Regions from separate parts of the Mus musculus genome. Here region 1 is linked to region 2. Evidence: chromatin loops called from intact Hi-C (ENCODE). Cell type or tissue: left cerebral cortex. All regions are shown on one strand. Each heading gives the region's core, and the rest is flanking DNA. Links, peaks and the distances in the headings are about the cores only.

Region 1 (15,603 bases), core at 2,841-10,840, 1.2 Mb after region 2:
CATGGCAGCATCCAGACAGGCATGGTACAGGAGGAGTTGAGAGATCTTCATCTTCATCTGAAGGCTGCTAGCAGAAGACTGCCCCCCCCCCCAGGCAGCTAGGATATGGGTCTTAAAGCCCTCACCCACAGTGACAAACATACCCCAACAGAGCCACACCTTCTAATAGTGCCACTCTCTGGGCCAACCATATACAAACTATCACATCTGTCAAGCCCAGGCATTCTTGAAATACAAGGTGACTACAAGTTTAGGACAATGACTCTGAGCCTTTAACCTTAAATGGGAGAGAATGGACAGACTGACTAATACACCTATGTGTGCAGACAAACAAGTGACTGTAAGTGAAGGAAAGAGATGAAGATGAAGGCAGAGATACCAAGCTTTCCTTTCACTTTAGTTACCTTAATAATACTTCTGAACAAAAGCAACCTTGAAGCACCTGTTACTAGATACTAATTCTTGAGTATATAACCCAAATATAGCTTAATCTTCTCCTCAAAGAGATATCATAATAGAACCCTCAGAAATACATCTAACTCAGAGAAAGAATAAAACATCTTCCTTTTGTAGGTGGTGGTCCTTAAAAGACAAGAAGACTTGAATTCCAAATACTAGGACCCTCCTACTACAGCTCCAACACAGACAAGCTCATTTGTATAGCTGACAGAGTCTAAGACAGTCAACAAAAACATACTTTGTCCAGCAAGAAGAGCATGGGAAACAAACCCAACATCGTCTGCCTAAAAGCATACAAAACATAGGGAAGGAAATCCTGAAAGAAATCCCAGTCCCCTCAGCAGAGAGCTTTACAGCCAGCCCCTAGATGTTAAATCCTGCACTGTCAATGACAGCAATTAAGAGAAAGGCTAAAGGGCAAGGACAAACAGTGCTTGTGACATCCGGATGTACCTGTGTGGGAAGAAGGAAAGCTTCGGCCAAATGTGTCCCTCTGGTGCCAGCACACTGGTGCCATCTGGAGGAGTGACATGGAGGTGTGTGATTCAACTCAGATTACACAACATGATGATGAGTGACTTAGTTCAAAAAATATTACAGAGTTAGTGTGGTTTTCCCTTTGTGTTTGAAGTTTAGAGACTACTCATTTGTTTAGGCTTCTAAACCTACTTGCAAATATGCACTAATTAAAATATTAACATTCCCCTGCCCTTTTTTCTTTACTTCCCTTCACAGTCTCTTGAGAGGTCTTGCAGGGCATTTCACATGGGACAATAGTGACTCTGCCATTGCAATTCAGCTTATTCAACTTTACTTTATTGGTAGAATTCAACCCCTTGCACTCAGGAGGATTCTATGGAGAAATAGCACCCATGGAATGGATATATATCATGATATATACCAATATATCATGAAAATAGATCTGCTAGAGTGGTTACACCATAAAAGATGAATATCCCCATAATGGTTTTTACTGTATACTGGAGAGGCTAAGAACCCAGGAACGTATTTGTCCATGAAGCCAGAGGCCTCACCATTCCTAACCTGACTCTGTAGGCCTGAAGGATTCCTGAAGAGCCACTGGTCTTCAAAAACCTTAGAAAGCTATATAAGATGGGTACCTATGATCATGAAGGATTGGAGCAAGAGTAATAGCAGCAACAGCAGAACAGATACACTCTCTATCAAGTAGCAAAGTTGGGCCAGCGAAGGCACCCCCACTCTACCCCAGACTTCCTTATATCTGACCTGCCACAAAAGGATGACACCTAATATAGAGAAGGATCTTCTCTTCTCTCCTCAATTAGTCTGGACCAGAAATGACCTCCCAAACATGACCAGATTCCTCTATTAGTTTGTTTGAGATCCAATCAAGGACAACACACTTTAAGAGATTCCAAGGCAAGACTAACTACAGCATGGCTAATAATTATTAGTCATGTCTTATAAGACATAGCTCTGATAGCTTTTCATCTGTGTTCTCCGAGCCTCTCATCGACCAAACACATCCCCATCTCCTCTGGAATGCAGAGTCCTTGGGTCATGGCGAGAGACAAACGTGAAACAGATGTAGCATTCTCCTACACCAGAATAGTAAGCACTTATAGCCAAATGAAATTCAAATTCCCTGGAGAATAATTTCACTCATAAAGAAGGCCCTTTGTTCCCCTGTAAAGAAACAGCTAGCAGTCCTGTGAGCAGAGGAGCTATGCTCAATTGCCAATAGCTTCTTTTAACATAAGCTGAGACCCATCCCGACCCTGAACAAACACAGTGATGTAAGTCTTAGAAAATTTAGAGCAGGTGGGGATCAGATCATTTACAGTGTTGAAAAAATTGTTGTAACTAGATATTTATGGTAGCTTATACAAGCATCACTAAAACCACTAGGAGGGACCTTTGGCCTTAATGGCATGTCCATGCTTCCCAATTATCAGGTCTTGAGTAACTATAGAATCATCAGCTCCAGATGAGATAATTAACTTGAATGATCAAGTAGAATCAGCACTTAGGTTACCCTCACCCACACTTTACCTCACTGTGTGAGTCGCTCTGTCCTTGAACTTGTGTTAACTCTTCTGTCACAGCCTTCTCAGTGCTAGGATTATAATTGTGTGACCACCATGCCCATGGCCCCCTAATTTAGCTGCTGTGGCTATAGTGTAGAATTTACATGATGGAGCAGATAGATAATATAAGCTATGTCTGCAGTTTAAAATTTTTATAGTATCTGGTAAAGAAAATGGAGTTTTTCTGTAACCTTAATAGGACCTAACTTCAGAACCGGGGTTGCTATTGACCCCTTCAGAATTAGCTAATTAGTTTATTATGTGCATCCATCTGCCCTTTGAAGCTCCAGGTGGTTTAATATACGTGGCATTGTAACATCATTAACATTTGTTTAATTGGGGGGAACCGAAAGACCTCTGCCAAGAAAGCAACTTCATAATGGGAAATCTGCAGCATTGCCTTGGTATGAATCCACTGTCCTGTGGGCATCAATCTAATCTGCTTCAGATGATCCTTCTGTCCTCAGCCATATCATTTGACTGTGTAGTACCTCACCTTCCCCATCTGCAAAATGGATAACCCAAACTTCATCGGAAGGGTCAACATGAAAATAGAAGCATGCAGTCAACATGATAATAAAATAGATGTTTTTACTTGTTTATGGTTGAACACGTTCAATTCATTGAAATTTAAACCTGGGATCACTATACTGTTTTCCTCAATGATTCAAATAAGGCCTGACAAATGTTCCCCTCCACCCATGCGCAACCTCCTCGAAGACCTCCCCTCATTCTCACCGCAGGCTTTAATTTGGGGTCAAGGTTGTCTTGTACCTTACTCGAACTTGACCTCTTCTGCAGCCACAGGATACCGCTTAGTGCTGGTAGAATTATTTGAAGAGAAAAGGGACATATCTTTCAAGCTCCATCTTCGCTTCAGGGGCACTGAGAGGAGGCAAGAATACATCTAGCCAGGTAAGTGGTCACAATGCCCAGTGATAAGTCAGTCCACCACGTTTTTTGTCTTAGTTGCTCTTCCTGTGTTGAGTGCTGACTGTTTGCTAATACTACCACAAATTGTTGCTGTGTATAGGAAGCAACTGGGAAGATACTCGTGCCTTTCCTTATATGATGTCCTGACTAAAAGACCAGGCTGAGGCTGAAACCATTCCTTTCTGTCTTAACATGAGCCGCAGCTGGGACCCACTGCACAGAAGAGTGCATTGTAACACTGCCAAAATCATATCTACAATCAGTGGATTTTTACCAACACACAGGAAACCACATATCTCTACTAAACATGGGATAAAGGTGAGCCCCTGTTGTTCACACAGCCTGGTCATTTTCTAGACCCAGAACTAACATGTAGCACATCAGCTCAGGGTCTCAGCGGGGTGCAGAAAGGAAGAGTTTACCAGGTGTAGATCTTTCAGACAAGAAAGAGGACTGGCCTTCCCTGATGACACCACCACAATGAACTGGAGCGCCACAATCTATCTGCTGTATCTGTAACCACCGAAGCGATGAAATTAGGAGACAGGCTCTGGAGAGGGAAGAAGCTGTCATGAGGGTAGGTTCGTGGATTGGAAGTGGTGCCCTTATTCCTCAGCCTTTCCCTATTATGTGTGGCCACAAAAGAAAGTCAACCACAGGAGCAGCCTGGTCACAGAACCCCAGCTTCCAGACATGTAAGAAACAATGTTCTGTCATTTATATGATAGATGGAATGTGTATCATATTTTTGCAAAGTAGCCCAAATGGAGGCACAACAATGCAAAACTTTCCCATGTTATTTCATTGTTCTTGAAATCAGTACCCAAATCCTTGAATCCAAGACCTTCAAATTACTGTAAAATATGGCCCAGGCTCCACAGTTACTTTTGCATGCCACTCTGACTAATTACCATCTATCAAATATTCCAGGATATTCTAGAGTTTAAGGCACACACACTAAAGGAGAACACAATGATAAGATTGGCTTTAAAGAGAGTGGGAAGAGAGAATCAACACTTCTAAAAGGGAATTCAAGGACTGGCCTTTAAACAGAGCAGCTTAGGAGTCTACTGACTTTGCATAAGAATTCGGTAGAGAATGGAGATCCCACCATGATACCATAAAGGTTAATGGGAGATGAAAAACTAGATGTTCTTTATGGTGACTAGACTTCATCATAGATAGTTTTATTAGCACTTAAATTAGTTTAGAATGGTCACTCTTTGCCAGGCACTGTGTTAAACACTTTAAAAGCTCTGTCTGAAAAAAAATTTTTTTAAATGAATAAATAAAAATAACACCATTTGGTAAGAAAACTGAAATCTGGATAGCTTCAGGGATGTATCCAAAGACACAACAAGGTCTGGTCCCTGGAAGGTTTAATGTTAACTTCCACAGCAAAGGGAACTTTGTAGGTGTGACTGGGTGAAGGATCTTGAAGAGATGCTAACTCACATTATTTAAGTGGATCCTAAATGTAGTCAAATTGTCCCAAGAGGTGGGCAGAGGGAACTGTGACATGGAAGGCAGATGATGCTGTGCTCTCATCAAGAAAGACCTTTCGGGATGCTACAGTGCTGGCTTTGAAGGGAGAGGAGGGGAGCAAAAGGATGCCAGGAAGAAGGCTCTGGACCTCGGTCCCACAAAGAATGAAGTCCTCCAGGAATGTATAGAGCAACGGTTCTCAACCTTCTTAATGCCGCGATCCTCTAATACCCTATGTTGTGGTGACCCCAGCCATAAAATCATTTCGTTGCCACTTCATAACTGCAATTTTACTATTGTTACGCATCTTAATGTAAGTATCTGTGTTCTCTGATGGTCTTAGGAGACCCCTGTGGAAAGGTCATTCAACCGCCCAAAGAAGTTGTGACCCACAGGTTGTGAACTGATGCTGTAGAGGGAGCATGGCCCTGAAACTGGGAAAGGTCGGGGACGGGTTCTTCACACTTCTGACCACCCCAGCTACAGCGAATTGGAAGCATGTGCTGTCCAAAGCTGCATGGCTGGCAGCCATTTGCTATGAGTGACTGGAGAGGAGTAGAGAAGTGACCATGCGTCTCTCTAACGTGATTGCCGCACATCTGGGAAACAGAACAGGGAGTCAGGCAGAAAGGGGGGGACTAGAAAGGGAACTGAAGGACGGAGAAGGAAAGCAAAGAAAATTTAAAAACGGGTGGGAAAGGAGATGGAGAAAAAGGAGGAAGTAGTAAACGATCCCCGAAGTCTCAAGATGTACGGCAGCTTTGCTGTGGAACCTCTCATCCCCACGTGAGTCAGAGAAAGTTGGCATGAGCCCTTAGTGGATGCTGGCACTCGGCTAGAGTTCCGGGGCTCTGTAGCTCTAAATCCTGAGGTGTGACAGCTGAGGAGAGAGCAGATTGATGTAGTCCTAGTTCTGAGGTCAGCTGGCTCTGGCACTGTTGGACACAAATGTTAAGTGGTTATATATGAGGCTCAAATATATATATATATGAATGGCTTAACTTACTTTATACCACCCATTCAATTACAGCCTTAATTTGATTTTAAAATATGTTTTTGTATTTGCATATGTGCACACGTGTGTGCATGCATGTGGCACAGTATGAGATATCAGAGGACGACTGGCAGGAGTTAATGCCTCCTCTACGTCATGGACTCCAGGAGTAGTTCAGATTCTGAGATATCGCAGTAAGGGCCTCTACCCAAGGATTCATCTCACTGGCCCCCGATTCTGTTTTTAATATATATTGTATACGATATTTTAATTTTGATGTAATACTCTTGCCATTCCTTATTACCGATTATGATTTGTAGTCTAGTATGTTCACTTAAATCTTATAACTATGTTTCAAGAAACACTTACTTATAAATGCATTTTTATTGTTTTAATTTTATGTAAATCACCAAAAACTTCACTCTATACTTGCATCCAATGGTTAATCAGGGAAAACATAAATTAAACAGGAAAACAAGTGAGTGTGTCTAGCATCTTAACAACATGACATGCATAGCAACATTTGTCCTCGGGCTGGAGCATGAATCTCAGAGTCTATTGCTGGTTAAAGTTAGCGTTACAACATTTTCCCTAAAGAAATTAGAAACGACATTTTGAAGTTCTCTGGGGCTTGGAAGAGAGACCGTGAGAAACATTTGGAGTCCACATATAGCACACAGAGTACAGTGATTTTCTAAATTTTCTAAGACACGACCCTCATTATACCGCTGAAAAGCGATATTGCGAGGGACAATTAAGAATGTGAGGATAAAAGCTGGGCTGCTTTAGTGCCATGAGAAGACATTTAATTCAGTCGCTTCTGCTCAAAATCAGAAAGGGAAATAGCAACCAAATACCACAACATACGGAGTCTCTGTTTTTCGATAAAAATGCCAGGTGAAAAGGTCTTATTCAAATCCACACAGTATTATCCACCTCTCCTGAAGTTGGTTTTCCCCTTGGCACAAAAGGCACAGCCCTGCTTCTCTAACACAAAGCCCTGAGTAACAGCGCCATCTAGTGGATTTTTGTGACATAGGCAACAGCACTGCCTGCCAAAACCAGCCGTGTTTGCCCAGCCACTGGTACTAGCACCTGGGAAAAAAGTCTTCCGCACAGAGGAGGCTGTAACTGAATCCCAAGATCGCTGGTTGTTGTTGTTGTTGTTGTTGTTGTTGTTGTTGTTGTTGTTGTTGTTGTTGTTGTTGTTGTTGTTGTTGTTGTTGTGTTTTTTGTTTGTTTGGTTTGTTTTTTGTTTTTTTAATTGAAAAGATGACAATATTGATGTCACTTTTTGTAAGTATCATCAATCTTACCACAATGGATTATAATGCTTCTTGGACAGGACAAAGCTCACTGTTTCCATATGCCAACCTAAAAGCTCGATCCAAAAACCATTAAATTTCACAATATTGTCCCTTATATTGCTGTACAATTTCTACTGTCTTCAGAAAAGCCACCCCAGACCACTCAAGCAGTTCAAACTAGGGCACCGAGTCCTTTGTGTCGTATCTACCGACTACCGGTACCTGGCCCCTGCACCTCGGGTGGCGGCAGCAGCATCCCTTTTTCCTGTTGCCAGGTCAGGAATCTCTTGGCAGCTGCCTCTTCCACCGCTGCCCTCCTCCCGCTCCATCAAGAAATTTAATTCCAAGCTGGCAGGCAGAAGGTCAGAAATCTTTGAAAGCCTCCGTGTCTACCACCTCCACTCAGGTCTCGCCTCTGCACAGACTGTCAAATGCCAGCTGATTTCCCTCCCCGTTCCGTAGTGCCCCGTGTCTCCAATGTCCAGGTTGTCACCTGAATCTTGCCCTCACATCTGCTTCCTCCCTGTCCTTCCACAGCAGGGCTGTCCTTCATTTGTATAGTCCTGCTTCAGCTGTCCCCAAAGGCTCGGCATGCCTTGTCACCCATCCAGGAATCAGCATTCTCTCCGGAGTTGTGGACTCAGCTTCGCCTGTGTCACAGGCATCCAGCGACCAGAGCTGTCGTGGAACTCTGGGGAATCAGAGCTACAGGGCACCTGCAGTCTGCACGATCATATCTTGGGAAAAGTGGGCCTTGTTAAAGCCAAGGACTCCGGGGTAACATGACAAAAAAAGACAGAGGACAAACATCAAACCCAAGCTGAATCGGTGACAGTTTTCTGTCTTTTATAAGTTTTAAAATGGCATGTTCAGGGAAAATTTAGAACAGCTCTTCAAAACAGCTTTCCCATATCTTCATGATTTTTTTTGTGTGTGTGGCCACTCTAAAAGAGACTTTTAAACATACATGAGGTAAGGATCTTACACCATTTTTAGGAGTCTATATCAATGTTCAGGTGTGAAGATAGAGATTGCATAGAAATTATATTCTCTTGTACAAAACTGCTGTAACCCCCCCCTCCCCCCATCATCTAGCCTCCGGTATAGCAGGGTCAGAGCTATCTCACAAAGGAACAATATGAAATGGGGAAGCTTTGAAAATAGATAAGAGGACAACTATTAGCTATAACACAAATAAAGACCAGGCAAAAGCTGGAGAAGGAAGCAAGACTCCAGAACTCTGGAAACCATAAAGCTAAATGAATGAAACCCTAGCAAGGAAAAGCAAGCTTGTAGAAACGTCTCTGAAATGCTCCTTAGGGAAATACTTCCTTCTTTATTGCTGTGTTATGTTAACAGTATTCTAAGACAATATTTAATGCAGATATGTGAAGGGTATTTATTTTTGCCTCGCTATTTAGCATATGATACCAAACAGAAGCCAAATGATTAAGTTGGTTTTCCCCTAATAAACAATCATAGTCTATGTTTCTGCTCCCCAATGCAGTGTTGCATATTGCACCTATGCCAATTTTTTTTTAAATATAAAACGTAATGGCAAGTGCATGTGACAGGATTTTCCCTGTCCAATCACACTAAAATATTCGTGCAGCAGGAGGCTTGTGGCTGGGTTCCAGAGAGAAAGGTACGGCAGCAAAGCGTGGGTTTGCCTGACGGTCACCACAAAGGCAGTGCGGGCTTTGAAGCATGGGGCTGGCGTGCTAGCAACCCACAAGTAGGAACCTAGCAAGCTGGGTGGAGATATTTTGGAGTTCTGAGTCAGAGTCTCCATGAGATAAAAAGAGGCCAGCCCCACTGGACAGAGAACTGCCTGCAGTAACGCAGGAAGCCTGTCAGTCATTAAGAGTCTTGTTTCTACCGGTTTGCTTGGGTGTTGTGGTGGCTGATGGTCTTGCATGTTGCTGGTATGGCAGCAATATGCCAAGGGAACTTAGGAGCTCCAGCCCAGAGAGATCAAGTTGAGATCACCTGGCTGGAGATATGTGACCAGCCGGTAGCCAGCAGTAGTGCGGGGACATGCTGGGTCATGTTTTAATATGTCCCGCAACAAGTGCATCAATTTGGTAAATGCATCTAGCACTGAGAGAAAAAATTCATCTGCAGTTTTGTTACAGTTCGTCAGATGTCACTACCAGAATTTCAAATTTACCACTTTCTAGATTTTGTCACTGTGACTCTAGAATTAACTGCTTATAAATATTTTCACCATGTTAGCATGTCTTTTTGGTGTCATCCGTGTTCAGGCCATGCTTCGGCAGCTGTGTTGGTGAGACTTTATGCATGTAGCTACTGACACCTATAGATAGGCCAAAGTGAATGGGGCAGAGACAGCGAGGCCTCAGTCCTACATAAAGAACTACAGGCCACTAAGGAATGCTCAGAGGGACAAAGTTTGGAGCTGAGACAAAAGGATGGACTATCTAGAGACTACCCCACCCGGGGATCCATCCCATAATCAGCCACCAAACCCAGACACTATTGCACAATGCCAGAAAGATTTTGCTGAAGGGACCCTGTTATAGCTGTCTCCTATGAGGCTATGCCAGTGCCTGGCAAATACAGAAGTGGATGCTCACAGTCATCTATAAGATGGAACACAGGGCCCCCAATGGAGAAGCTAGAGAAAGCACCCAAGGAGCTGAAGGGGTCTGCAACCCTATAGGTGGAACAACAATATGAACTAACCAGTACCCCCAGAGCTCATGTCTCTAGCTGCATAGGTAGCAGAAGATGGCCTAGTCGGCCATCACTGGGAAGAGAGGCCCCTTGGTATTGCAAACTTTATACGCCCCAATACAGGAGAATGCCAGGCCAAGAAGTGGGAGTGGATGGATAAGGGAGCAGGGAGGAGGGAGGGTATAGGGAAACTTTCAGGATAGCATTTGAAGTGTATATAAAGAAAATATCTAATAATAATAATAATAAAGGAATGCTCAGAGCATGAGAAATAGTCTTCCTTTCTTACCCCCGGCCCCTGGGAAGAGCACGCCAATTGCCTACCCAATACCAAATACTCTGCCCTGAAATCAAAAAGACATTATAGAGACTGCGCAGACTGTACTTATATATTTAGGAATATACAATGACTTCGTGTGTGTGTGTGTGTGTGTGTGTGTGTGTGTGTGTGTATGTGTGTGTGTGTGTGTGTGTGTGTAACAGCCATGTTAAAAGCGCCTGTGAATTTAAAAGAAAGAAGGGGAGAAGGGGGCGGGTACAGAGGAGGATTTGGAGATGAGGGGAAAGTGGGGGAAATAATGTAATTATTTTATAGTTTCAAAGATAAAATAACTGTATATTTATTTATATTCAGGATGGGGTGATTCTGGGAAGTAAAGATGTACAGAGGATACAGGTTTGTATGGCGTCCTGGAGTGGAAACTAAATGTGCTCTTGGAGACTCTTTGCCAAACATGAACTCCCTTCCCTAAGGGAACTAAGTCCAGTTGTCAAGTAATCTTGAGGCACTGTGGGAAGGAGCGATGACTTCTCTGCTTCTTTCTTCCACTCAATTTTCTCATCAGACCTTCAGTCTCAGAGCCCTACAGGCAAAGTTAACGAACAGAGGATTGCCTGTGTTGTTACGTTTTCTTTCAAAACCAACTCCTACACCTCCCTGCCCTCTTTGCTCTCACTGCTTCTCCTGTGAACTCCCAGGGACTACTAAAGTGTGTTGCTCATTGCTTTCTGGGCCTTGGAGTGTGGCTGATTTCAATGACTTCTCTAATCATTATGCCAAGTGACTTCAGTTTAAGTCTGGACTTTGGTCATCTACTCTCTGTATCCCCGCTAGGATGATGATTTTGTTCTGGGAACTTCTCAGCCTCCGTGGAACCCAGGCCTGGGTCCCGAAAGATCTGTTTCTCTCCATTGAAAGCTCAAGTCTGCCTTTCCAATCAACCTACCAGTTTCCCATTTCTGATCTGAAGAACACCTCCAATCCTGCCCGGTGATTCATTCGCAAACATCCCACACACATCCATCTCCAACCCCCTAGGCATCCACCTTCCTGAATTCTATTACTCCGGGTTTTACAATAGAAAATTGCTTTCAGCAGCGACGCAGCCATTCAGCCACCACAGTGATCAAGGATTTGTTCTCTCACGGTTCCTGTGCACCTGAGCAGTAGCCATGGATACAGATACATACATACATACATACATACATACATACAGACAGACAGACAGACAGACAGACAGACAGATATTGAATCTGTTGCTTCTGCGCATTAAACCACCTCATGGAGATGAAGCTTGATTTGAATTTGATTTCTGAATTTTAAAAGCCCCAGAGACACTGACTAACAAAGGTTTGGGGGCTTAACAGTTTCCATGCAAAGAGCACCACCTACAGAAATGTCTAATGATGTGTGTATTGTATTTCTTAAACAGTTTCTTTAAACAATAACAAATCAGGGGCTGCCATCCATTCCAGCCACTCCTTAAAGGATTATCACAGCTGCTGGCATTTCTATTTGACGTCAGAATTCCACAACTATTTATACATGCATACACATGTGTGTTTATTAACATATACACACATATCCCTGTATGTTTGCACATGTGCACATAAACCTCATGACTTAGATGTATTTAAAAGCATAAAAACATATGGTTTCTGTGTTGTTTGTAATAGTAGAATTATCCAAATCTCTCTTACGTGATTAATTAATATAGTTATGAGTAGTTTAGCAATTTAACTATGCCCCTACTATTTCATAGGGCATGATTCTGATTTGAGACCAAAGAACACCTGCAGACCAAACTTTCTTCAATGTAGATTCTTTCTGTCACATTATATAAGGTGATACTAGTTGGCTATTGGGCCTCAAAGCACCAGGTGGCAAACACTTAGAGAATTCGAGATACTGTTACCATGGTGATAAGATGCTGGTCCTTCTTGATGCAATCAACACACTTCCTCTTTCAAAAAAAAAAAAGCCTTTCTACTCGAAAATAAATGAGCTTTAAAATGGAAGGTTTTTTTTTTTCTTTTTTTTCTTTTAAGTGAATGACTATTTTCTTGTAACTCTGTGTTTAACAGTGACAGCTGAGGTGGGCAAAGGAAAGAGCTGTGGAAAGAGACCCAGTATTGCTTCTGCTCTCATTCTGGCTATCGATACCGGGTAAAGAAATAAATTTGCAATGTCCCATGTAACACTGTTCAAGTGCACATCTTATGTGGTGATCACAAAAGAACCATAAGTCATTCCTCTTCCCTTTTCAATATTTATTTGCCTTTAGCTCTCTTGCCATCTAGAGTTGAAACTTATTTCCTTACTCCTTGAACATAGGCTGACATTGTATCTTGCCTAGCCAAAAAGGTAAGGCAGAAGTGGGTGAGATCCATGCCCAGGTCTCAACCCACTGTCTCTTTCTTGGAATCTTTCTCAGCCTCCGTGAGGACATCTGAGCTGGCCTGCAGGAGGATGAGAAGTGCTTGCTTCATTCATTTTCATCTTTGCTCAGCCTACCACTGGCCATACCTCAGGAGCAGTCTACTGGCTGATGGCTAGCTGATGACAGAAACTGGCCCATTAGAATCACGGACTAAATAAACCAAAAGTTAGAGCCACAAAGTTTATTTGTGGTGACAACTAGAATGTTATATTTTATAGCAATTTTGTTCATCTTAAAGGGCATATTTGTAAATAGGCGGGTAGGCTCTTAAAACTAAAACTTTGTGTGGAATGATATGAATGTCTATTGAAAACCACAGAACTCATGCATAAGCTAAAACAAATTCGCTTGCCTCAACCTTGACAAAAACGGACTGCAGTGTTGTTTCATTTCACTCATGAATTCAGATTTTATATCAGAGTCTGTTGAGTTAGAAAAACTTGACAATAAACACTCCCTCTACACCTACTGTGTATTGATTGAATAAAGCCCCTTTGCTCTTCCCAAGACAAGCTTAGTATAATGTGGTGAAAACACACAGGGCTTGGGGGAGCACACAAGACATATATATACATGAGATGTAAGAAAGTTCGGTACTCATGATGATAGCATCAGAAGGGGGATGGGGGAACATCCAAGGCACACGCATGTAGTGTAAGAGAAAGATCAGTAACTGTGCTGATAACATGAAGAGGACATGATTTCTTTTTTGCGTTTTATCTTACTTCACTTTATTTTATTTTCAAGTCTCACTCTGTAGCCCAGACTAGCCTAGAATTTGAGATCCTCCTGCCTCAGTCTCCTGGGTACTAGGATTACTGGCAAGTGACATCATCTTTATTTATCAATGTGAAGTGAGCTCCCACATAGTTAATAATATATTTTAGATATATACCTAAAGCAGCTTTTCCCCCCAACATACATTTCTTTTCTTCAGCTGTGTATACACCACTTTCACTAGAAGCTTGAACTTAAAGTTGAGGTGGTGACCAAAAATTCCAAGAGAGCCAAACTTGGACACACTTTACCCAGCACACATCTGATATGTGAGTAAGAATGGAATCCTTGTTGTGTACACAAAGAAAGAGGAAATTAACTGGAACACACCACACCCTTTTCTAGTAAAGTTTCCTGTATAAAGTATGATGGTATAAACTTCATGGAAGGCATGAGGAAAGAAAATCTTTTGGGAATGAAAGGGAAAACAAGTCTAAAGTAAATTCAGTTAAAATTGTATGGTCATGGTAAGTATTCTTTTTCTTTATGAATTCTAGGCAAAGAATACAAAAGCATATTTAAATTATACTGAGAAATATAGATGACTTAGATACTCATGAGATGTTAGTCACCATGTGACCCTAATCTTGCAACCGGGGCTCGAAAACTCTCCCTGATGAAGCCTGACTACCCCTCACCTTCCAGGAGAAAAACTGGGATGTATGTTTAGTGTTTTCTTTCAACCATTACTGCTTTATCTTCATAGAAAATAAAAATTGCCTCTATTGGCACCCAGTACCAAGGTGATCTGGTAACTTTCTCTTAATTTTAACTTTCCCAGGATATCTAAGCCCAAACAGTTTGCTGTTTGGAGGCAGAGTTTCTGGCCATTGTTCTCAATAGAGCTGGTATGCATTGTCTGTCATGGTCCTAATGTGGACAACTGTTAGTTGATTAATGAATTTGGGGGGAAAGTGGATAGTAGGTTGTAGAAATATGCATATAGCGACAAGCTATGCCATCATTTTCTCTTCATTGCTTCAGAAAGTCTGTTTGAGCATCTGTTATATCACTGACTGTCCTGGTTAGTTTTTATGTCAGATTGACACATGCCAGAGCCATTTTGGAAGAGAGAATGTCAATTGAGACAATGCCCTCAACACTTTGGCCTGTGGGTCATTTTCTTGATTGATGACTGACATGGGAAGTCCTAGCCCATAGTGTTCAGTGGGCTGGTGGTTCTGGGGTGGATAACAAAACAAATTGAGCAAGCCTTGAAGAGCAAGCCAGTAAACAGCGCTCCTCCGTGGCCTCTGCATCATCTCTTGTCTCCAAAATATTACCCTGATGGAGTTGCTGTCCTGAATTCCCTCAGAGATAACTGAGATTTGGAACTGTAAACTGAAATAAACCCTTTTCTCCTCAAGTTGATGTTGTTTATGGTGTTTTGTCACAATAATAGAAATCCTAACGAAGACACAAGTTGTGCATGCTATAAGGCCTGAGCTTATACAAATAAGAAAACATTGCACTGGTTTACTAGAAATTCCAAAATAATGTGCCACAAAATTAAATATCTAAAACAAACACAGAAATGTATGCTATGATCATTCTGGAAACTAGAAGTCTAAGATCAAGATATCGGTAGTGAAGAGTCCTTTTAAGGATTATAGGAAAGGAATCTAAGCAAGGCTTCCCTCCTTGGCTTGATGATGGCATCTGTCTTAGTTACTTTCCTCCTGTCTATGACCACAGCAACCTAAGGAAGCTGCCAGAAAGTTATAGCAGCAGGAAATGGAGACAGCTGGTCATGTGGCATTCACAACCAGAGAGCAGAAGGGAGTGATGCTTTCACTCCGCTGTCTCCCCCATCTGTGCCTTATAAGACTACAACTCATGGCACAGAGCCTCCCACATATGGGATGGGTCTTCCCACCTCAACCTCACCAGCTAATCCCTCACAGGCATACCTAAAGATTTGTCTCCAAGGTGATTTTAGATTGTCAAGTTGACGACCAATATAAACTGTCAAACACTGTTATCACATTGCCATGTGACATTATTTTGTGGCACTATACAAATGTCTTTTCATCAAAAAAACTAATGGCATATTGGCTAGTAGGGTGCCATGCTTACAGACTTCATTAATTACACCCACAAAGACCCTATTTGCAAATACAATCAAATATGAGAAATCAAATTTTACCATATATAGCTGCAGA
Region 2 (14,451 bases), core at 1-8,000:
GCACCCATCTGTTGCCTACTTATGCAACAGATAAACTGGAACAAACCTTGAATTTCTTCTCCTACCACCAATTAATGACTCAGGCAGTAAGGGTGACCTTCAGAAGAAGACTCAGTAGAAAAGCAAAAGACAGCTCATGTGCTTGCCAGATGCATGCAGTTTTTCCAGCTGCACAATTCTTCAGTCCGAAGTGTCCAAAGCTAAATCCAAAACCTGAGCCCAAGCAGCAAGTTGCAATGTTCTGACATCATGACGTCATTCCGTCTGGAGCACTTCAACATAACAATGTGAAAACATTGGCAGAAGCTTAAATAGGTCACACTGAAGCCCCATACTAAGGCTATTTACCTGGTTAAAAAAAATGCTCTGGCGCTGCGTTTGATATCAGTGGCCATCCAATGGCAGGGCCATGGTTTAGTTATCTTACCTACAATCTCCATAAGAATACATGAAAATAAAGCCCATAGTGTCACCTCCCAGAATTGTTACTTCTTCTCAGTGGCTTCTTTGTAGCCAATTTTGTCTTTGGTAGCAAACCAAAGCCAAGGTAAATGACACCAAATGATGTCAACACGCCTTTGTTCATCATTCAAAAGGAGCATCTTTGTCAATGTCTCAAACTCAGCAAAGCATAGCCCAACTTCTTCTCAACATCATAAAGTTATGAATGTGTGCCGAGAAGGACACCAACACATCTGTGTCCCAAGCCTCCTCAGACAGCTAGCTTTTCCAGCAGGGCCCTGGGAGGTATGCACACTGCCCTTATAACTGGACTGAGAACTGCCATCCAGTTTGGTTTCTTCCTGTGAAACTAGAGCTCATCTAAAAGCAACAAAAAAAAAAAAAAAAAAAAAAAAACCACAGAAGTTTCTGACACTCTCAGCCCCACACAGCCTCCAGCATACATTTTCCTTTCACAATAAACAACGCACAACCAAAAAGGTTCCCTGTTTCAAAATGGAATCATAGATGAAAGAAACTGTACCGATGTCCTGAACAGTAAAGACTATATATATATATATATATATATATACATACATATATATGTATACATATATATGTATATATGTATATATTTTCTTAATAAAGATGAGTTTACAGGGATAAAAATCAAACTCTTCAATACTGAATCCTCCCTGGAGTTCTGGTTCTTTCCCCAGTAAAGGTTTCAACATCACCCATGTGCTTGTCCTAAGTGTGCTCCAGCAGAGCCTATTGTTCACTTGTTAGCCTTATATTATCTAGTAGCAAGGCAACTCCACATAAGACTAAGCAAACTTCCAAACCATACTATACACCCAGCAAAAGTAGCCAATGGTATAAACTGCATATTGGAGTAATACCCAGGGGCTCTGGAACTTGAAAAGCAAGATAATAAGTTAGAAAGAGTAATAAAAAAATAAAAGTCTTTCCTCTGAATTCAACTTTTGCAAACACAGAGTTGAAGAAAAATGGCCCAACCTAAATACAAAGCTCATCACCATAATAGTGATTATTAGCCATACATATAAATAAAACCCGAAGAAATCGCATTCAGGGTGCTGAGGGCCGTGTACACACACTGACTGAACTCACCACTTTGTCCATGAGTTTCCAAGTCTTCTCCACAGTCCTGCGGTCAGCTGCAGCTTGCTTTGGGGGTCCGACTGCATCCTGAATAGCATCAATAATCCCCAAAATGCGACCTTTGCGGGGGTTTCCTCCTCGACCACCAGGATTTCTGCCATTCATAGAATTTGCCATCTGGAATCTTAGTCCTTTTTGCAAGATAGAATTTCAAGAGAGGAAAAGTTAGCTGGATATGAAAGTATTTCCCCAACAGGAACCTGAACTGAACAGGCTCACTTGTACCCATTAATGATATTCTCCGCTGTCTCTGTGACAAAGCCCAGGGTCCCAGATTCAACTTTTTAGTAACCCTGAGTAAGGGCATCCTCCAAGTTAGGAGCCATGACACAAGATTTGCTCTTACAATACTAAAAGTTAAAGATGCATCCTCTGCCCGTGTTCTATGAAGCTACAGCTCAACATCATCAACAAAACAACTTTTAACAGGTAAGAACACAATGTCGTCCCCCCCCCCCCTTCTGCTGTAATCCAGATTCGAAATACTAGAGCTGCAACTCCTAAAATTCACGTTGGGAGCCTCACTTCAGTAGCCTCCTTCACGCTGTTTGATTTCGCCAAGTTATTACATAAATGCAAAGTACTCCACACACGCAAAAGGGACACGTCTCTTGTCAACAAAGGCGGAGGACTTGGATACCCCCCCCGCGCGCCCCGCGCGCGCGCGTCCCCTCTCCATTCCCCCAACACCCCCCCCCCCCGCAAAAGCCAGCAGCTGCGGACACACAAATAGTTCTTTAAAGCAGTGAGGTGAGTAGTTTTTCCCTAGAGCCAAATAAACAAACCAACAAGCAACCCCTTCTTAAAAAGCGGTGAGAACCCGGCAAGGGCGGGCACGCACCGCGGAGTTCACTTCTCCGGTGGTCCCTCTTCTGCCTACCCGGTATCAAGTGGTCCAAAGCTTTGTTTCAGAACGTCTGTACCCTTTCCAGGCTCGGGCCTCTAGCCCGCCACTCAGGGGTCTGGGAAAGAGACGAGGAACTCAGCAAAGATAAAGTAGCCCTAGACCCCGTCCTGGCTTCCCAATCCCACAGCCTGCCCGATCTAGCGCCAGTAGCACGCACCTCCCACCGGCGGCGATCAGCCAGAGTCCGCTCCCTCCCGGGCCCCGGGCCAGCCAGGGACTGCTGTTTAAATCCCCACTTGGCTCAGGCCCGCAGCGGCGACAGCAGCTGGAAGCTAGGGCTGTCCCCTCTCCCTGATGGCCCGCGCCCAGCTGCAGGGCCCCCGAGCCAGCAAGAGACGTCCAACCCCGGGATGACCCATTCCTTCCTCTACTCGGGTCACCGCGGCCGTCCCGAGCCACGCGTGATCGCGGGTCCCACTCCACACACACACGCTGCCCTGGCTGGGGTGGCTCGGGTGGGGACTCTGTGGAATCGCCCTAGGAGAGCGCTCCGGGGAAGGAGCCACCGAGATCTAGGAACACCGAGACGCGGGGACGCGGCAATTACCGTGCAAAAAGCTCCACGCCCGCCCGGCAGTCCCGCGCCACACTCGGGAGGCCGCCGCAGCGCCCGCCGGAGGAGGAGACCACTCACTGGCCACCCCACCCCTGAGCCATCCCCGGAGACCAAGGCGTGGGGCGGAGCTAAGGCGGAGCCTTGAGTCTTCGAACCAATCCTGAGAGGCTGCTTTCTGCCAGACAGCGGGCGGAGCCAATGGGCGGGACGAGACGCTCCTCCCGCGCTACCCCCCAGTCCACGTCCTCCACGGTACACAATGGCCCCAGAGGAAGGCCCACTCCACTGCGTCCCACTTGGAGAAGAACTCGTTGGGAAATGGACCTAGGCTAGCCTGGAACAAAAGTGGAACGAGGAAAGGAACTGAAAAAGTAGCAGCAAGGCGCCGGGGAGCTAACCAATGAGGGGTGCGCAGGTGGGCGTGAGCGCCCCGAGCGGGAGTCTAAGCCAACTGGGGCTAAAAGGCGGGACTTCCTGCCTCACTCACCTTCCTAGTCTTTGTTTCATAGCAACAGAGTAGAGGCTGCCAGGGTGGTGCTGCTTTTCAGCTCTGGGCGGGTCCCAGGCTTAAGAAATTCATCTCCCTAGGGCTGCCAAACTGCTACCCAGGAGAGCAGCCAAATAGGTCCAAGACCATGTTTCTTGTTGACTGTCAAATAAAGAGCAGCAGTCCCATAGCTCCTAAGATGAAGGTTACCCTCACATAGAGTAGGCTAGGAGTAAAACCCGAGTGCCAACTAAAACTTCCTAAATTTCTGAAATGTTTCCCTTTTACTATTAGTTCTAGAAGGATTCCAGATCAAACATCAGGCTGATGAGAAAGCAAATACTTGACAACTCTCAGCTAAATAGTCTCTGTAAATCGTCCCAGGACAGTAAAAACTCCACACAATGGGGATTACTAATCTGTTTGACACCTTTATATTCCAAACAAGTTTTCCCCTGGATTCCAGTAAAGAACTCTGCTGTTGGATTTTTGCCAGAGTCACTTTTCTTCTATGTAGATGAATCTTCATTTTAATGACAACCCTGTTTCTGCCATCCTCTTCCAGTGTTCGTCTCTTTCTGGGCTCCGTCCTTGATAGCCGTGTAAAAGAAAACAGTCTGGTAACGCTTACAGTGAAATGCCAGGGCCCTTCTGTCATCAGAATCACACATTAGACAAGTTCCATGATTCTCTCTATTTGGTTCACCATGCTCGTACCATTTGCCCCAGGTTTACATACCTGGGAGTGATTTCCTCTGTCATTGGTAGTATGGATACACCTCACACCTTGAGCTCCTGGGTGTAATACTTTGCACTTTTTAAAAATGTCATACGTGCATACATGCATAAGCATACATATGTACATACATACATACATACATATAAGCATTTTCTAACCAACTATCCTGATAAATGTGTCTCAGTGGTTCTGCCAATCCCTAATAAGTATTTTAGTGCTACAATTATTACTGTGAAGGCTCCTGAGTGGTCATAGAATGTCCTGCAATCCTAAATTCAGATTGTTATGATTTTCATGTAATGGAAACAACCAAAATGTGACCCTTTAGGCAATCAGGCAGTAAAGTACAAGTCTGGAAGTAATATTTTCTTTCATTATTTCTGTACTAATAATTAAAAAGTAGTTTCTTGTTTTATATATGTAGATGGTGCAGGCTTCTCCATAGCCCCTCCATATCTCCCTTATTGCTTGTAACAGTAGCTATGGTTGCTAAGTGGAGACAGTATTTAAAAAGAACTCTGTGGTTACATCCTCTATGTGTATAAAATGCACCTTTAAAGTCAATTCCAAAAGAAACTGGCACTATGTGTAGAAGATTTTGCTATGCCCAACCTTATACTGTATAATTAAATGTGTTGCTTATCTTCATATTTGAATAAATGTAAAATGGAACAAAATACATATACAATACAGTTCCTTTTGAACTGCAGTTTGCTGAAGGCAATGACACTAAAAAAATAGAATGGCCTGCGGAGCAAAGTGCATCATGGAGATACAGTGACAAGCCTCATTATGTTCTGCTCCTCTGCTCTGGCTGGGACACAGGTATAACAAATATCTCTGGGGCTGCCAAACTTTTCTAACCAAAGCAACTAAAAACTGGTCTAAGATAGTGTTTATGTAGGCTGACAAAAATAAAAATCTGTTAGTTGAGGTTCTCTAAAGGAGCAGAAGTGATAAGATATATGTGTGTGTGTGTGTGTGTGTGTGTGTGTGTGTGTGTGTGTGTGTGTATTATAATATATAACACAACATACATATATGTAAAAGGCTATTTATTAGACTGACTCACATTATGTGGTCTGGGTAGTCAGACAAATTCTTTCTCACACTCAGAGGCTGAGAATCCAAGAGTTTCTCAGCCCACAAGGCTGATGTCTCATTAATCCCAATCTGGTGCTAAAGGTCTGACAGTTCCTGGAGAGCTGCTGTTAGGCAATCTGTGTTAGAAAATGGAGGAAGCTGGCTCTGATGTTAGAAAAGGGGTGCTGCAGCAACAGACTGGAGGACCCACCAGCAAGAATAAAGGCCTATGTGCAAAAAGCAAAGTTTTTAACAGCCTACACGTAGGATGGTTCCTCCCACTTCAAATAGTCTAATGAGAAAAATACCTCACAGGATGGAGAGATGGCGCAACGGTTAAGAGCACTTGTTCTTGCAGAGGATTTTGGTTCAGTTCTAGGCACTCACGTGGTAGCTTACAACTATCCATAACTCCACTTCTAGGATATCCAATGTCTTCTTCTAACCTCTGTGGGCACAAAGTGTGTACGTGGTACACATACACTCATGCAACACAATAGTTGTACACATAAAATAAATCTTCAAAGTAATTCATTACATGAGTCTCCCAAAGCTTGCATTTTAATCATAGAAGATACGATCAAGTTAGTTGAGAACCAACATTGGCCATCACAATCATCGAGCTTCAAAACTGAAATAGAAGCCTCCCATCGGGAAGGCATAGATGTACGACAAACACACACACACACACACACACACACACATACACACACACACTCACACATTGGAATGTATGAACTCTGTTTATCAAAGCCATCTCATATCTAATTAAGTTAAGATATAACATGGATCCTAGCTGAGCTCAAATTAGGACTTGGTGTTTGGTGAAGTCTGGTTAGCTAGGAGGTCATCAGTCCTTGTTTCTGTTATCAGGAGGAATAAAGACTGCTGGGAAAAAAAACTGAAGCATGAAAGCATTCCTCAGTCAAAGACTGCACTAATAAATAAAGGCACCAATGTTGTCTAAGTAGACTTTGTGAAATGTTGTGTCTAAGCAGTAATATTCCAAGCTAACAGGCTTGGTGGAGGGAATAATATGCTTATTTTTACCAAACAAGGCAGCCTCCAGCCCTAGACACTTTGAAGTGAATGTAGTGTCACTGAGGGATTTGAGAAACAGTGGGGTTCCTAGCTAAAAGGTGCTGCCAGTATCAAGAGTGGCCAAATAGGTGAAGGATACAGCTCAACGGGCTCTTTTGGTTTGCTTTTCTATTGCTGTGATAAAGACCATGAGCAAAACCAACTTGGGGGTAAAAGGGTTTGTTTGCTTTGCATGCACAAACCACAGTCTATCTTTGAAAGAAGCCAAGGGAGAGACCATGGAAGAAGTCTGCTCTGGTTGATTCTCAGAGCTTGCTCAGTCTGCTCACTTATACCACCCAGGACCTCCTGGTGGCACTGCCCATAGTGGGCTGGGCCCTCCTCCATCAATTATTAAACAAGAAAATATCCCCGAAGAGTTGCATACAGACAATCTGATGTGGGTAATCCTTCAGTTAAAAATCTCTCTTTCCAAATGACTGGAGCTTGTATCAAGTTGGAAAAAAAAAAATCTAGCCAGCATGCTGGCAAAAGAACATGTAAGGCTTTATGTCACAGCATTTTCAGAAAGTTTAGAAACCATGATGAATACTTTCAATGTCAGCACTGATAATTTAGTATTAGCATATGCTAATAGGTTAGTGTCCATGGAAAAACACCAATTATATGACCGACTTTAAATATAGCTAATGTTTAACGGGGGAAAATCAAAGATAACATAGGAAGAACAACAATATCAACCAACCAGACTCCCCACCCCCACAGAGCTTCCAGAGACTAAGCCATAAACCAAGGAGTACACATGGGTCCAGCTGCATATGTAGCAGAGGATGACCTTATCAGGCATCAATGGAGGAGAGGTCTTCATCCTACGAAGGCTCAATAGATGCCCCAGTGTAGGGGAATGGAGGGCGGGGAAGCAGGAGTGGGTAGGTGAGTGGAGAAACATCCCCACAGAAGCAGGGGGAGGAGGAATGGGAAGGGGGGAAATTGGGAAAGGGGATAACATTTGAAATATAAATAAATAAAATATCCAATTAAAAAATTGACAACTGTCTAAGGAAAACATTCCAATTTCTTTTCTTTTTCTATTTCATCATAGTGACAAGTGATCTCTACAACCTTTGTTGAGTCACCAACTGAACATCTATAACATGTTTAACGGAGTTTTAGGTGAAAAACTGTCAACTGAGTGAGCCACTTTAGAATGTCATATAGGGAAACACATGACAATTGTAGTTTTACAAGACAGAGAACTCAATTCAAAATTCCAGCAAGGTGCTCTTAATCAACCTGCAAACCTTTCAGAGTTTATTTCTAGTGGGTATCCTGACAGAAAAAAAACAGAATACCATAAAAATATGCTAATCTCAGAGAGAGACCACACAACTAGAAACAAGAGCCATATGATGTAGCTATATTTGGACTCAACATGCCTTTGCTTGCTAAAAGGCTGCATGTCTATTCCTTCTTTAATACACAGCAACAACTGAAAGAGATGGATGCTAATAAATGGAGAAAAAAAAATATAGCCTGACTCCGAGTCCTAATTTGGCCTTAATTAGAATGCTTACTGAGCCACAAGAAGAAGACAAGCAACAACTTAAACAAGATACATCCTTGCTGCCGAAGCACAGTCAGAAAGTAACAAAACTGAGGAAACTGTTGCTCTACTCTTTTCTCAAAGATCTGTGTTTCCCTCAGACAATTCTAGTGCAGGGCTTCTGTCCTCAGTTACTTTATACAGCAAAGTAGATAGAGACACTCCATCCATTATCACCGATTTTCGAGCGAGGAATGAAAGTGAGAGTCAGGGACAAACTAAATATCCATTAGAATCAATTTCTTTTAAATAATCATTACAGAATCCCACAAATATATCTCCTAAGTGTATCAAGGCCAGAACTTAGCTGCAAAAATTTGAAAGGCACTGTGCTATATTGTTTTTTCCTGCCAAGCAAGAAAGCTAGCAAAAAAAAATCAGGTTTCTTTCTATTTTCCACTTTGTTTCAACTTTCCGCTCTTTCCTACTGCACTGCACCCTCTGGGTTTCCCTGTGGTTCCCCATGCTTCCCGAACAGGCGCTCATTCACAAATGCTTACAATGAATCCTGTCCCGCAACACTTTCAGAAAAGAAATTCGTATCTGAAAATGTTTTCTTTAACATTTTCTCTGCCACTGTTCATGCATTTTGATTATAAGAAAAAATATGACATTGAATTTTCCTATGTAATATATTGATTCAGAGCTTCAAAAGAGGGAGTGGCTCAGTTTGCTCAGTTGGGCAGATCTGAAATGTTATACATGTACCCATGATGATAAATCCATCAAGAACATCAGTGATGACTTCAAATTAGCAGATTATAGTATTGAAACAATATAATTCTGCAAAAAAATGTGTTAAACTAATATTTGGCAGCGACTCAACAGGCCAAATTAAGCACAGAACTTCCTAAATGAATATAGAGATCAACAACAACAACATAAAAAAATCCCTTCATGATTATATCTAGTGATGCTAGGATAAATCTAATAAATCCCAAAGCTAAGAAAAGGCTCATGCAGAGCTCTTCAGGGCTCATCCTCCAGGTACACAAAAAGCACAGGTGGGAAGTACATGTCTAGATCCCAGCTTTCAGCACTTGAGCCATTTAAATGTGGTAACAGACTGTCTCTTTGGAAAGCACTAGAAAGGTTAGGGGAGGGGCAAAAAGGGAAGACCTAATATTGAGTGAGATAATCTCAGCCTTGTGCTTCTACTATAAGGGCAGCAATGCCTACAGTCACCTCATCCAGCGAAGGGGAAGTCTTTACTCCCTATGTCTTCACCACCAGTCAATTTGCACTGGTAGCAAAATGGCTGTTCTGGCCACTCCTAGAATCCTGTTTATAAAGGAATTTGATGATCCAGAATCCAGGTTTATTTTTACCAGACCACAAGCAATCCCTTTTTCCTCTATTTCTTTAATTTGTAAAGGATGGACTCATCAGGAAAATTTCATTGCCGCTTGACTTTGTTGAAAAATAATTCTTAGCCTGGCATGGTGGCACATGCCTTTAATCCCAGCACTTGGGAGGCAGGGGCAGGCGAATTTCTGAGTTCGAGGCCAACCTGGTCTACAGAGTGAGTTCCAGAACAGCCAGGGCTACACAGAGAAATTGTGACTCCATAAAAGAAAAAAAAAAAAGAAAGAAAGAAAGAAAGAAAGAAAGAAGAGAAAAGTAGTTCTTCTACATTTCCATACCTTTCTTGCTGGATTGTTTCTGTGGCCATCAGAACACATGGCCGGCTCCCCCCAATCAAGCATATACATGTTTGGCTGTAGTCTACATCAAGAAGGCAAGCAACGCTGCCACTATCACTTGGAACTCAGCCCTCAAAGTATCAAGAATCTAAAGCTCTTCTGTTAAACATCTATTATATGCCAATATACGCTCGGCTAGACACCAAGAAATAAGATGACTAAATATGAGGCAATCGCAAAGAAAATGCAGGCAAACATGGTTTTAGCTGAAGCATTGAAAGTGATGATTTCTTAGGAAAAGGTCGCTATGGCAATCTTAGGAAAGGCAGCCAACACACATGTGAAAAAGTAATTAGTAAGTCAAGATACACAGATAAGTAGAGTTGGCCAGGTGTTGTGGACCAGGGACTTATAATCCAAATACTTCGAGATGATATCAGATGGATTACAATGGACTTAAGGCTATACTGGAATCCCAGGGAAGTCTGAGATATAGACTAAAACCATGTTTTTAAAAATTCAATGGAGAGATAGGCAGGGGGAGAGAGAGAATAGGATTAGAGAAGAAGAATATCATCATGGTTACTTTAGACAGAAGAATGAATGCTCTTTATTTTTTTATTTTATTTTATTTTTTTGTTTTGTTTTGTTTGTTTTTTGTTTTTGTTTTGTTTTGTTTTGTTTTGTTTTGTTTCTCAAGACAGGGTTTCTTTGTGTAGCCCTGGCTGTCCTGGAACTCACTCTATAGACCAGGCTGGCCTCGAACTCAGAAATCCGCCTGCCTCTGCCTCCTCTGCCTCTGCCTCCTCTGCCTCTGCCTCTGCCTCTGCCTCTGCCTCTGCCTCTGCCTCTGCCTCTGCCTCTGCCTCTGCCTCTGCCTCCCAAGTGCTGGGATTAAAGGCGTGTGCTACCACTGCCCAGCAAATTCGTGCTCTTATGATCAGGGACAGTAAAGAAGTTATGCACATACAGAAGGAGAGTGAGGGGTTTAAAATGATAACCTACAGCGAAGGTGTCATTCAGAGTGTAAATAAAATAATCCCATATGTCTAATTGAAGAACTTGGATTTGTTCTTTTGATGGAAAACCACTGAAAAGTTTTGAGATCTGGGAGAGTATATAGGAGCAGAAGAGGTAAGTGAGGTGATGTATAAAATATATATTTGAGATGAGCAGGTTGTTGATGGACTAGACATAAGCAGCATGGAAAGTACAACTGTCCATCAGGAGATACGCCACAGTGATGATCAAGACCTGGGATAGAGCAGGGGAAACTCCAAGCACAAGCTATGAGCAGTGGTAACTCTAAGCACACGCGATGTATTTAAAAAATGTTAGAAAAGTGGTTTCCCATCCTCGCTGCACATTTAAATAACAAGTCCCCAAGCTCTGTGCTCTGTGCCCAAAGCGTCTGATTTAATTGATCTAGGATATTTTTAAAGCTCCCCTGGTGACCATAGTTAGTGACTAAGGCTGAGAACCACTGATTGGTCCTTTGTGTAGCCCCTGCTAATTAAAGGGATATGTATATACAGAAAATGAAGGAGGCAAGGGTGACTAACGATCCTTTAGCTTTAATGACAGTGAAAGATGTCTTCAGGATCTTGCATGGAGGTGATCAAAGGACAGTCTCTAAGAAAGAGAAAATGAATTTCCTTTTGAATATGAGAACTTTAAGGCACCTATGGAATAAGCAAGTGTGTGCGTGTCTGTGTGTGTTTCAATAAGGCTTAGGACATTATGAATTTGAGAGTATTGACAATAATACTTGAAAGTATTATAGAACTAAAACTGTATCAAAGGGAAGCTGTCTAGGCTTAGAAGAGTGTTAAGTACTCAGCTGCATACTAAGTACCAATACTGAGAGAAATGTAGAAGACAGAGAACATCCTAAGAGAAGTCTATTAAGTATGGTTCACACTGAGCAAGGGGAGACAGGTGTTACCATGAAGAAAGCACCAGCTTCAACTCAAGCACAGGGGACTGCTACAAAACACCCTTGGGAATAAACAACAGAGAGATCACTTATGGCCTTACAGGGATCACTGTTTAACACAGTTGATTAACCAGTAGGTTTAAAAGAATGGGAGCTAGATGAATGATAAGAAGATCTGTATTTTTAAAAAAAACTGCAAAAATATGAAGGATGTAGATAGTTTCTTCACTTAGGCACAGACTGTATAAACACAGCGACACAAAGATTTGACAGGAAAGAAATGTAATCATGAATGTATTCTTGAACAAATGTCCCAAGGTCCAACTTCTTGAGAATGAACTACAGGCAACTAATGACCACTAACAGGAGAATTATCCTCTCCTAGAAACATATCCTATACTGCATAACCAATACAAAGTGCTTAGCCTTGAAATCATATGCATGTAAACATAGAAGCACACTCAGCAGGTTGTATTCATGTATTTGTGCTCAAATGTATGTGAGGTGTGTAACAGTAATAATGAAAGAAGAAGGAAGCCATTGATTAAGAGGGAATGAATGGGACACAGAAGAGGTTGGAGGGAAGCAAGGGAAGGGGGAACTGATTTAATTTTATTAAAGTGGTTTTTAAAGATGACAAAAAAAAAAGATGACAAATTACCTTAATAAAAGATTACGTAATGGTGTGCCTTAGTTAGGGTTTTACTGCTGTGAACAGACTAAGGACAACATTTAATTGGGGCTGGCTTACAGGTCCAGAGGTTCATTCCATTATCAAGGCAAGAGCATTGCAGCATCCAGGAAGGCATGGTTCAGGTGGAGCTGAGAGTTCTACATCTTCATCTGAACGCTGCTAGTGGAAGACTGACTTCCAGGTAGTTAGGACAACCGTATTAAAGACCACACCCATAGTGACACCCCTATTCCAACAAGGCCACACCTCCTAATAATGTCACTCCCTGGACCAAGCATATACAAACCATCACACAGTGCTATTGGAATCCAACCATATTAGATGAAATAGAATAGTTGTCTTCTCAAATTGAATGGATCATAAGGAGAATGATGGATGTTTTGAGCAGATATCCACCTGAAAGGATGGACAACTTTTCTGAACAGGGAGAATAGAGGGAAGATTACAACCTTAAACCAGCTTTGTGATGGAACTGGGGGTGAAGTGTGGAAACACAGGAATGGAAAGCACCGAGGATTGTGGGAGAGAGTATTTTTAGGTTGTCATCTGCATAGTTTAGGATGCAGCAGCAGGGGAAAGACAAAGTATTGAAAAGAATGGTCATCTTGTTCACACAAGAGTGCTAAAAGAAGCAACTACTTCCAAGATTATATAGGATGATCAAAAAGTCACTGGGTTGATATATAATCTTTGGTGTTAATTAAAAAAAAAGTGTACTTTTAAAATAAAATTTTATGGCCAGTAGGCAAGGAAGAAAGTAGGTTGGTGCCGCCATTCATATGCATAGTCTTTATAAAATGTAGATGAAAGAGTCTCTTGCTTTACTGCGTTTGAATAAGAAGAATGAATTTAGAAATAGGCAGCCTTGTAGATGCTAGACCTCCAGATGGTGGAGAGAACAATGGAGAGCTACTCTCCTTTCTTAAAGACTGCTTTTCAATTTTCCATCTTACTCTCTGTGATGGTTTGTATATGCTGGCCCAGGGAGTGGCACTATTAGGAGGTGTGGCCTTGTTGGAAGTAGGTGTGGCCTTGTTGGTATATCCATGCCACTATGGGCTTGGGCTTTAAGATACTCATCCTAACTGCCTGGAAGTCAGTCTCCTTCAAGCTGCCTTCAGATGACGATGTAGAACTCTCAGCTCCTCCTGCACCATGCCTCTGGATACTGCCTTGTGCCCACCTTGATGATAATGGACTGCACCTCTGAACCTGTAAGGCAGCCCCAATTAAAAGTTGTCCTTATAAGACTTACCTTGATCATGGTATCTGCTCACAGCAATAAAACCCTAAGATTGTCTCATAAATCACAAAGAGATTGCTGAGAAAGCAGTCAACATAGTGAACAGATGTTTTAAAATGTTCCTAAAGGGGAAAATGAGGGGAAATTTTAAGCTAAATATCAACAGCAGAGATAGAGAGGAAGAGGGAAAGAGGAGAAAAGGACGGCAAGGGAGGAGAGAAGAGAACTTTTATCACCTGCTAAAGTTAGTTTTATATAAAAAAAATCTTATAAAAGAATTTTATCAAAACTCTTGAACAAAATACTGCTTTCTCTAATTCTTGAAGAAAATCAGATTTTCTAAGTTGTTAAATGTGTTGACATCCTCCTTCATAAGCTGCAAATGAGCCTACCACCTTTACCACCCACATCAAAAATAGGCACCAAAGAAAAGAAAACCATTCCAGACTCCCCCTTGATTTCTTCTCTCTTCTATTCATAGAGGGTTCCATATTTGGGTTTTAAAACATGGAATCAGTTTTCCTGTCAGAAACATATACAAAGAGCAGCTAGAGAGTCCTCTTTGGGTCCGATGTGAGATAATATTTGCATCAAATTAGCTTTTGCTTGAGACAGCTAAAAATGACACATATGCAGCATGGGTACTCGTGCTTCTACGCAGGCTTCTTCCCTGCAAGCCTGTGTGGAGAGCCAGTCATCTGCCCCTTCTGCTTTAAACCTCCTAGAGGAAGGCTTTTCTCCTCCCTACGGACACTGACAGGAAATTTCCACTGATTCTTTGAGGACTAATATTGTAGGAAGAAAATGTCAGTGTGGAATTGCAATTACATACACACAATAAAACAACATTATTGCTAAAAAAAATGACCAAGATCATTTTACATATGTGAAAT

The links. Hi-C counts contacts between places; a loop is a spot of excess contacts. Peaks named below come from ENCODE experiments on the same cell type or tissue, not always from the same donor. Only the 100,000 strongest peaks of a DNase experiment are listed, where the experiment ranks them.
Region 1: it touches region 2 in a loop (5-fold over the local background); 2 of 42 quality-filtered maps call a loop at or near these places.

The regions. Positions count from the first base shown.
Region 1 is chr16:50,833,247-50,848,849 of GRCm38, reverse strand. No RefSeq gene overlaps it. Among named protein-coding and RNA genes, the nearest start is that of 1700116B05Rik, 58 kb to the right of the region's middle. In left cerebral cortex, for the core only: a CTCF peak has its summit at 6,948 (motif pointing left); DNase peaks (open chromatin) are centred at 6,942, 7,669, 7,856, 8,955 and 1 more place; H3K4me3 peaks cover 575 bases; H3K27ac peaks cover 527 bases.
Region 2 is chr16:52,020,315-52,034,765 of GRCm38, reverse strand. It overlaps Cblb (Casitas B-lineage lymphoma b), which reads right to left and starts at 3,217. Exons shown (of 18, transcript NM_001033238.1): 1 at 3,081-3,217; 2 at 1,576-1,757. The coding sequence starts at 1,743. In left cerebral cortex, for the core only: no CTCF peak of the experiment used is centred there; DNase peaks (open chromatin) are centred at 2,192, 2,763, 3,278 and 3,526; H3K4me3 peaks cover 2,346 bases; H3K27ac peaks cover 1,686 bases.